Regions from separate parts of the Homo sapiens genome. Here region 2 is linked to region 1. The links are chromatin contacts, found by Hi-C or POLR2A ChIA-PET in ENCODE. All regions are on one chromosome and are shown on one strand. The core of a region is the stretch at or near the end of the contact, and the rest is flanking DNA. Distances in the headings are between cores, read along the strand shown.

Region 1 (4,847 bases), core at 802-3,301:
ATCTTTTTTTTTTTTTTTTTTTTTTTTTTTGAGATGGAGTCTCGCTCTGTCGCCCAGGCTGGAGTGCAGTGGCGTGATCTTGGCTCACTGCAACCTCCGCCTCCCAGGTTCAAGCAATTCTCCTGCCTCAGCCTCCCGAGTAGCTGGGATTATAGGCGTCTGTCACCACATTTGGCTAATTTTTGTATTTTTAGTAGAGACAGGGTTTTACCATGTTGGCCAGGCTGGTCTTGAGCTCCTGACCTCAGGCGATTTGCCTGCCTCAGCTTCCCAAAGTGCTGGGATTATAGGTGTGAGCCACAGCGCCTGGCCTTTGTTTATCTTTAGTTAAGAAACAGAGTATAGAAGAATTCTCTGCTCATATTGATGCTGTTCTTACTCTATTTGCTAGCTGGTAATAAAAATATGTTGAAGGAATGAGTGGTGAAAGGATGGAAAAATGTGGATAAAGAGGAACATTTGCAGGGAAATAACATATTACAGTTACAGAATATATGTTTATTACAGTTGGATCAATATATTTTTAAAAAAATGAAAAAAATATGTGAAAAAACTGCTTAATTGGGTAAAGTCATAGGTTTTGCGTCTGGATTTATAATTAGCAAACTGAAAAAAAAAGACAACTTCCAGATCCCCAATAAAGTTACTGATGCATTTAGGAGTTTCATTTCCTTAGGAAGTGTGCTCATTCATAACATGTTGTCATAGAAACTTTTTTTTTTTCCTGAGGCAGACTCTTGCTCTGTCTCCCAGGCTGGAATGCAGTGGCGCAATCTCAGCTCACTGCAACCTCTGCCTCCCTGGTTCAAGCAATTGTCCTGCCTCAGCCTCCTGAGTAGCTAGGATTACAGGTGTGCACCACCACGTCTGGCTAATTTTTGTATTTTTAGTAGAGAGGGGGTTTCACCACGTTAGCCAGGCTGGTCTCGAACTCCTGACCTCGTGATCCACCCGCCTCATCCTCCCAAAGTGCTGGGATTACAGGCATGAGCCACCGTGCCCAGGAAGAAACTTTTTAAAAGTGTTGTTTTCCAGCCATTTTGTTGTTCCACTGAACGGCCTGGGAGAATACCCTCCAAGTACTGGGTTAAGAAGAGAGAATACCAAAGTCCCCCACACCTTTGCTTCCCTCCTTCCCACGCTCCCCAACTAAGAGAACTGTGTGTTCGTCCTTCCTCAGACAGAAGATTTCCTGGAAATACCTTTTGTTTGAAAACACTGACTGTGCCTCACAGCTCAGAGCTAAGAAAAGAGGCCAAGTCTGGCTATTAAGGAATAAACCTTGTGAAGCAGGCGTTGGTGGAAGACACTGTCCGCTTCCTGTACAGTGGAGAGTCTGGGATAATTTGGGATATGGGCAAACATGTTCACCCACCTTACTAAAATGTGCTTAACTTGATATTGATATGAAACAGTTATTAAACATTTGAGAATGGCCTGAATAATGTGCGCCGGCCTGTCCGTTTTCCTGTAAGTCTCTGATTTGAAGGAGGGTATTCCCAGATGTGGTGTCGTTGTCCCCTGGTCAGCCACCCTTCCTCATTTCTTACACCTCATGAACGAAAATGAACAGCCACGGCCACAGGCAAGTGAAATCCATCGGCTATGCCCAGTTTCTCCCCAATATCCTTAGCTATTAATGTCACTCATTTTTTGGAAGCCACTTCAAATCCTTTTTGGAATAAAATAGTTATTATACATCATTGAGCAGTAGGTGTGCAGTTGCATTCCAGGAGGAATTACATTTCTTCTCATGTTGGACTCAACATCACTGGAATTAATTCATTAGAAAACACTCTTTTCAATTCCATTTTCTCTCGCTTTGAAAAATACAGACTAAGTGTCAAACTTGTTTCCCTGAAAGGGGCCAAAAGCAGCAAAATTAATCACCAAGAGCTATTTTCATTGAATATAAAGTTACATAAAGGCCTCTGAAGACCAGACAGTGTTTAAACTATATGCGGGTGTGGTTATGGATGTGAAATATGTGGATAGCATGTGAGCGCTGGCTACATGCCCGAAGCATGCCCACACAGCCGCCTGGGCAGACGAGCTATCTCAGAGGGATTGTCTTTAAGCAAAACCATCTGTCACTGTGGTCCAAAAGGCGCGGCATGAGCTCTGCCACAGCAGCGACTTTGGGGTTGAGCCTGTCTCTGAAATGCAGTGTACTGGCAAACTGAGAAAACAATCTTACTTTCTGTCAGACTGGGATTTGCTGACGCTGAACTTGGAGTGGAGTTTTAGAAGGAGTATAATCAGCATCAAAAGAGATGCCAGTCTGCTGAACTTTAAAATAGGTTATTAACAAAAAGCAAAATCTGCAGAGTAGTCTGCGATTGCATAGCTTCCAAAGTATAGCTGTGGTTTAGCCCAAAGTTGGTCATCAGAACTAGCACTGGTTTCTAGAATATATACAGGGGGATGGGGGTAGGAGTAGCAACAAAGATCTTCAAGCATAAACTTACACATACACATACACACACACACACACACACACTCCTTGCTCAGAGGTCTATATAAGCATTATAAGTAACTTTAATTATTTTAAAAATAAGGAAAAGCAAATGTTCCAGTTATTCTTAGTTCTTCATCAATCATTGACCCAAATTGGATGTTTTCGGAAAGCAGTTTATATCTCCTTATAAATGTATTTACTTATTTTTTGAATCTTGGCCTTGTGACTTCTGCTCTGGGCTGAGGTCAGGTCGTTTTGAGTGTTTGAGTTAGAGAACCCCTGGGAAAGGAACTTCAATTATTTTTCTGTCTGGATGAGTGTCAGAACAATTCATCATAACAACTGGTACGAATGCACGTAATTCTGTAAAAGTCGCTCCTTGAACCAAGACATTGGCATTTGTTCCATTGCCTTGAACTTTTTTTCTGGTTTCAGTTCACCAAGCCCTTTTTGCTTGGGCAGAATTTAAGCCCCGTGGGTGAGGTATACACAGTCACAAGACAATGAGTAGCAACAATTCGACAATTAGCTGAAATACTTGGGAGGTGCAGACAATTAAGGTAAGTAATTTGGGCTGCACTTGGAAGCAAATATTCTGGCCAACTAGAGAGAAGGAGAGAAGGGTAAAATAGAGGCTTTCACTGAAATGCCCATACCTGCATTGAGCAAACCTGGGTGAACATATAAATACACACAAAAGCCAGAAGGGAATCAGGACGTGATTATTTGTTTCAGACAGAAGGGTGACGTGGGACTCTAATGTTCTCTTGGCTTGTAGTAAGGTATCTTCAAACATCATCTCGATGTAAATTTTCCCCCACTTCCTTAGACTAACCTTCAAGAAGAATTAAAATTGTGTCAGTGATAAAAGGAGAAGTAAGCCAGGGTTTCCCATCCCCCAATAATGCTCTTGAGATTCTAATAGAAAGGCCACAGGAGGGAGGAAACAAGAAGTTTACCCTGGAAAGAGAGGAAAGGAAGAGCCTAAAGTCACTGGGAGGGTGTGGAAGGGAACATGGTGGCAGGGGTGGCTTTGGAGGTGGGTGGGGAGGGACTTGGGAATGGAGAGGGCCGACTGGCAGCCAGCATACACCAACCACCACCTCATGGAAGCCAAACCATGTCTGTGGATCATGCATTGCAGGCAGTGAGAAGCTGCTTGTCCTGTCCTCATTGGGCCAGGCCCTCCAAGGGCACCCACCTGCCCACTGCCTATGGATGGTATGCCCATCTCTGCCCAAACACCTCGATGAGCCCCCTCACAATGGCCTCATGTTACTTGCCTTGAATGGCTCAAACCATACAATTCCCTCCAAAACAGCATACAATTCCCTCCAAAACAGCATGGGTCCTTGCTATTCAGAAATGCTGTTGGGGACAAATCCAAGCCCCCTTATGTGGGTAAGGCTAAGTGGTGAAATATACCACCTGCTACAAATTCATGTCCATTCAAATAAATGTATAGAAATTTAGTCAAACCATATCTTTCCAGGAGCCTCTCCGCTCCATCAGGTAAGGGACAATGGAATTCAGCCTTGGTTTTCTGAACCAACAGCTCTTGCTCACCTAGTCCTAAGTGGCTGAATGTGTGATCAGATTGAGGCTGCAAAAAATGAACAAGATGCTGGACACATAGATATGAGCAGATATCAAATGAGGTAGACATCAACCCAAAACTCCCTCCACAACTCCTTGAATGAGGCTGAAGGACCTCAATCCCTTTTTCACACACTCACGGAATAAAATCATGACTGGGTACCAGTCTAGAAAGTCTCTATGTTATGTGATACTACTCATGCAAATACAGTCAGGACAACATCTCTGCCCTGCAGGGCATTAATGATTTTACAACCAACATTCACTATAGTTAAATGATCACTCAAGTCCTTTTCAGCTAGAATGTTAAGTGATTCTATTAAGTTTACTTGAATATCTATCTTGGGGCATTTGGGTGTAAAATGCAATATTCTGGACTTAATTTGCTGAGGGGCTGTTGTGTGTTTTGGTGAGGGGCATGCAACAAGCCAGGGCGTCTCAGGAATAAGGAGGCTTTAGAAACAGCTGCTGCCACACTCGTCAACACCCTGTGGATACTTCCATGAAGCTATATTACAAGTTCATGGCTCTATGAACTTGTATTACATACAAGACACAGTGTTGATTAATTTTGGTTCTTTTCCTTGACCTTCGACTCAGTGAATAATAACTAGTTTGGGACTAATTTTAATGTGCTTGATAAAAAAATCATAGCCACAAATGTTTAAATAGTATCTGAGCCTTAATATCACTGTGAGAATGTCAGCAGAAATAAATGGTTTCTCAAGGCAGACAACAGGTTCTTAAAACCATGTTTAGATTATCTTTATTAAAAGGAGTAGAAATATAAATA
Region 2 (4,847 bases), core at 579-3,078, 83 kb before region 1:
ACTGAGGCATGGGGGTTTAATAAGCTTACCCAAAACTACACAGCAAGGAGGAGGCTGTGTCGGGAATCAAACTCAGTCACTGTGGCCCCCAAGTCCATGCTCATAACCACCAGGTAAAAAATGTGCCTCCTATTCTAATTTCTGTCTGACAGTGGGCCCAGTCATGGTTTCAATACAGCTCAGCAGAGCAATGCAGCAAATCCAGGTGGCAACACTAAAATACTCAGAAAAGACCAACCAAGCAACCAAAGCATAACATCAGCAATAGCACAACCAATGTGAATCATGAGAACCCTCTGTCTTTATTAAATTTGGGGGAAGAAATCAAGGTCACGAAATCAAGTGACTGGTGATGGGGCCTAGAAATGAGTGTCTCCCCCCACCCCCGGTTTCCGCTCTGGCAGGCGGGTGTTAGCGGATGGTGTACTTGTCCCACTTCTTCTCGGGGTCATAGGCCTCCCAGCGGCTGGCGGGGAAGATGTGCTTGTTCTTCTCGTACCAGCTGCGCAGCACCACCTTGCCCGCGTGCGACTCGTCCTTCTCCATGGTGGCGTCGCTGAGCAGGCGCACGTCATCGTGCACATCGAAGCTGAAGAGCGGCCCGCTCTTGCCCCTCGCCCTGGCGATGATGAAGTCGTAGAAGGTGTGGTAGTGCGGCAGGATGAGGTCCTCCTTGATGAACATGAGCTGCTCCACGCCGGCGGAGCGCAGCTCCAGGAAGTCCTTGCGCAGCCCCTGCAGCGCCTTCTTCAGGAACTGCTGCACCGTGTTGCCCTTGCGCACCCGCACCGTGCGCCGGTGGCCCGAGCCGTCCCAGTAGCTGAAGGTGACCTCCATCTCCTCGTCCTTCACTTTCTCGCGCTGCGCCTCCCACTCTTGGCGCAGCTCCTCTCGGAGCCGGTTCTCCTCCTCCTCGCGGTCGCGGTCTGGCAGGAAGCTGGTGTCCACGTCGGGGTTCTTGCCCAGGTTTCCGGCGCGCCTGGCCTCGGCCGCGTCGGCCTGGTCATCGAGGTCGTCTAGTGCAAAGGACAGGCAGGAGATCTTACGCTTGCGCTCGCGCCGCTGCTCCTGCTCCCGCTGCCGCTCCTGCTGCAGCCGCTGCTCCTCCAGGTGCTGGCGCTTGGCCAGCTGCCGCTCGCGCTCCCTGACCAGGGCCTCCTGCCGGGCCTTCATGTCGTTCAGGGTCACCAGGCCCACCGTGCTGGACTTCAGCTCGGCCTCCACGGCGTCGTAATGCGCCGAGAACCTCTTGTCCACCTGCGACTTGAGGATGGTCTCCTCGGCGATGCGCTGCTTCAGCACCTCCATCTGCTCCCGCTGCCTTTCGCGCTTCTTGAGGAGGTGCATGGCACGGCCTGCCTCGCGCATGGTGCCCTTGTACTGCGCCATGGCCCGCGCCTACCCGATGGGCTCTGCAGCAAAGAGGAAAAACGCGGCAGGTAGAGGGGGGCCCACGCAACGGCGGGGAATGCTCAGCTCTGCGCCTCCTCACAGGGCTTTCGGCAGTGATGGAAGCGTTCAGGGGCTGGGCCGACCTGCTAGGGTAACCACCAACCTGACAGTGTCACCAGGCACCAATTTCCAGCATTTTATTTGACCTCAATAAATGCAAATGCGAACGGCCCCACGTAACGGGTGGCTGCCATGCCTGAGCGCAGCGCTGAATTTGGGGAGCTGCATACAGAGAGGGTTGGGCTACTGAGCGGACCCTTACCTGCCCAAGCACCCTGTCGAGCGGAGACACGCGGGAGCTGACCTCCACGAGAACCACCCACGAGCAGAGGCCCACTCGCCCCGGGCTCTCGCGACAGCCGTGGACACAGGAAGTGGAGGCGGTGCGCCCCCTGGCGGGGAGGCGGGCCCTGAGGAGAGTGCCAGGCTCCTGGTAGGGCGGCTGCGGAAACAGGAAGTGGAGGTGGATCGCCCCCTGGCGGGGAGGCGGGCCCTGGGAAGAGCTCCGGGCTCCTGGTAGGGGCGGTGCTCCTGTGGGGCGGGCCAGCGCGGGGAGGATCCTGGAGGAGGCGCTTCTGGCCCTGCCCAGCCGTGGCTGGCCGGGGCTCCTGTTTTCACGCTGTGGGCAGGGCGGGCCCCCACCTGCTGTGCGTGCGTGCTGAGCCTTCTCGTGCCCAACTGTAAACACGCAGAAGCAATGTGGGCGCAGCGCAAGCTGCTGTGGCCACCCAGAGAGCCTTGCAACACGGCCCTGCTCTCCAACCCTCCTCCTCCCGCCTCTGATGCTACCCCGCTGTGGCGTCTCGTGAACATTACCTGCGCACCACTGCCTGTAATTCTTTCTTATGGCCCCAACACAACCATTCTTTGATAATAGAACCCTACTCGCCCCCCAGTTTCGTGACAAAACCTGCACTCAGCTTGTTTGACCTCTTCTATACAGCAGTTTCCCCCGGGTTCTAAGCTCTAATAACCATGGGACACTGAGTTAAAGTGTAGCAGTGTCTTTACTGTGAGCCTCTAACATGCCAGTTTCCACTGTAACTCTCCAAGAGCAGGGCAGACCAGTTCATGTTTCGTGACCGTTTCTCCCCTGCAGGAGATCTGGTAACACTCGCCGAAACCAGTGCTTCCTGGGACCTAGTTTGGAAAAGCTGGTTGTGAAATACATACTGCGGTTCAGCCTCCTCCCGCCTAAGAGCAACAATGCCTGTGAGCATAACCTTACCAAGAAGCGTGAATCATATGATAATTACATATGGCACCCACATATCCAGAGGAGAACAGCACGGTGTGAGCCCTCATCAAATTGTCCAAGCCAGAAACCTAGGCCTTTTCCTGGAATGACGTTCCTCCACAGGTAATCAATTACAGAAGAGCCTTTCACACTTTCCTTTTTCTCCCATTCCCCACCACTTGCCTTAATCTAGGAAATTAGCATTTTTTTTAATCTAAAGCCTTCTCATTGTTGCCCCATCACCAGAATACAAGAATATCTTATTTTATTGAGCTCTGGGATACTGTGTGTTTTGTTTTTGTTTTTACAAATTGAAGATTTGTGGCAACACAGCGTCAAGCGCCTACTGGCTCCATTTTTCCAGCAGCATGTGCTCACTTCGTGTTCCTGTGTCACATTTTGGTAATTCTTGCAATATTTCAGACTTTTTCATTGTGATATCTGCTATGGTGATCTGTGATCATCGTTCTGTGAGGTTATTGTAATTGTTTGGGGGCACTCCGAAGTGTGCAGTAGAAGACAAAGACGTTTATTGATTTAACTGATAAATGTTATGTATGTTCTGACTGCTCCACTGACTGGCTGTTCCTTCATCTCTCTTCCTGTCCCTAGGCTTCCCTAGTGCCTGAGACACAGCAATATTGAAATTAGGCCAATTAATAACCCTACAATGGCCTCTAAGTGTTCAAGTGAAAAGAAGTGTCACACGTCTCTCACTTTAAATCAAAGGCTAGAAATGATTCAGCTCAGTGAGGAAAGTATGTCAAAAGCCAGGATAGGCCAAAAGCTAGGCCTCTTTTGCCAAACAGTTAGCTAAGTTGTGAATGCAAAGGAAAAAAATCTTGAATGAAACTGAAAGCGCTTTCCTGGTAAACATATGAATGATAAGAAAGCAAAACAGCCTTATTGCTTATATGGAGAAAGTTCTAGTGGTCTGGATAGAAGATCAAACCAGCCACGACATTCCCTTAAACCAAAGCCTAATCCAGGGCAAGGCCCTAAGTCTCTTCAATTCTGTGAAGCTGAGAGAGGTGAGGAAGCTTCAGAAGAAAAGTCTGAAGGTAGCAGAGGTTGGTTCATGAGGCTGAGGAAGGAAGTCACCTCTATAACATAAAGTGCAAGGTGAAGCAGCAAGTGTGATGGAGAAGCTGCAGCAGGTTATCCAGAAGATCTAGCTAAGAGCACTGATGACGGAGGCTACCCTAAACAATACATTTTCAATGTAGACAAAATAGCCTTCTATTGGAAGAAGATGCCATTTAGGACTTTTATATCTAGAGAGGAGAAGTCAATGCCTGGCTTCATGGCTTCAAAGGACAGGTTGACTCTCTTGCTAGGGGCTAGTGTAGCTGGAGACTTTCAGTTGAAGCCAATGCTCACTTACCATTCTGAAAATCTTAGTGCCCTTAAAAATTATGCTAAATCTACTGTGCCTGTGCTCTGTAAATGGAACAACAAAACCTGGAGGACAGCACATCTGTTTACAGCATGGTTTACTGAATATTTTTAAGCCCAGTGTTGAGACTTACTGCTCTGATTATTCCTTTCAAGATATTATTACTCATTAACAATGCACTTGGTCACCTAAGAGCTTGATGGAGATGCTCAAGGAGATTAAAGTTGATTTCATGCTTGCTAACACAACATCCATTCTGCAACCCATAGATCAAGGAGTAATTTTGACTTTTAAGTCTTATTATTTAAGAAATACATTTCCAAAGGTTATAGCTGCTGTATGTAATGATTTCTCTGATGGATCTGGGCAAAGTAAATTGAAATTTTTCTGGAAGGCATTCACCACTGTAGGTGCCATGAAGGACATTCACAGTTTTTGGGAGGAGGTAAAATATCAACATTAACAGAAGTTTGGAAGAAGTTGATTCAAACAGCATTACATGTTACAAAGAAATCTTTCGTGAAAGGTAGAATCAATCAATGTGACAAACTCAATATTGATTTAAGAAACTGCCACAGGCCCAGCCTTTGGCAACCACCACCCTGATCAGTCAGCAACCATCAACACTGAGGCAAGACCCTCCACCAGCAAATAGAGCACAGCTCACTGAATGCTCAGAGGATCATTAGCATTATTTAGCAATTAAGTATTTTTAATGAAATTATGCACATTATTTTCTTAGACAAAATGCTACTGCACACT

What was found. Hi-C counts contacts between places; a loop is a spot of excess contacts on that map. ChIA-PET counts read pairs that join two places held with the same protein, here RNA polymerase II (POLR2A). Pooled maps may share reads with other maps.
Region 2: a loop to region 1 is called in a map of B cell, with 4 times the contacts of the local background. The contact joins the promoter of FAM50B here to the enhancer-like site in region 1. A Hi-C loop is called at or near these places in 11 of 168 maps with a recorded cell type or tissue (A673, B cell, CD4-positive, alpha-beta memory T cell and 8 more), 17 of 37 single-sample maps with no recorded cell type and 18 of 50 pooled maps. POLR2A ChIA-PET finds 5 or more read pairs at or near these places in 13 of 52 experiments (AG04449, AG04450, B cell and 10 more).

What each region holds. Positions count from the first base shown.
Region 1 is chr6:3,763,620-3,768,466 of GRCh38, reverse strand. No RefSeq gene overlaps it. Among named protein-coding and RNA genes, the nearest start is that of PXDC1, 14 kb to the right of the region's middle. Within about 2 kb of position 2,051, at least 3 of the 41 ENCODE cell types and tissues checked have a DNase peak (open chromatin) inside an H3K27ac peak, as active enhancers do.
Region 2 is chr6:3,846,354-3,851,200 of GRCh38, reverse strand. FAM50B (family with sequence similarity 50 member B) reads right to left here and starts at 1,828. Exons shown (of 2, transcript NM_012135.3): 1 at 1,715-1,828; 2 at 1-1,412. The coding sequence starts at 1,389. The coding sequence ends at 412. It overlaps LOC107986557 (a long non-coding RNA gene), which reads left to right and starts at 1,835. Exons shown (of 3, transcript XR_001743931.2): 1 at 1,835-1,885; 2 at 2,552-2,812. RefSeq lists an enhancer at 1,645-1,764 and a silencer at 2,035-2,154.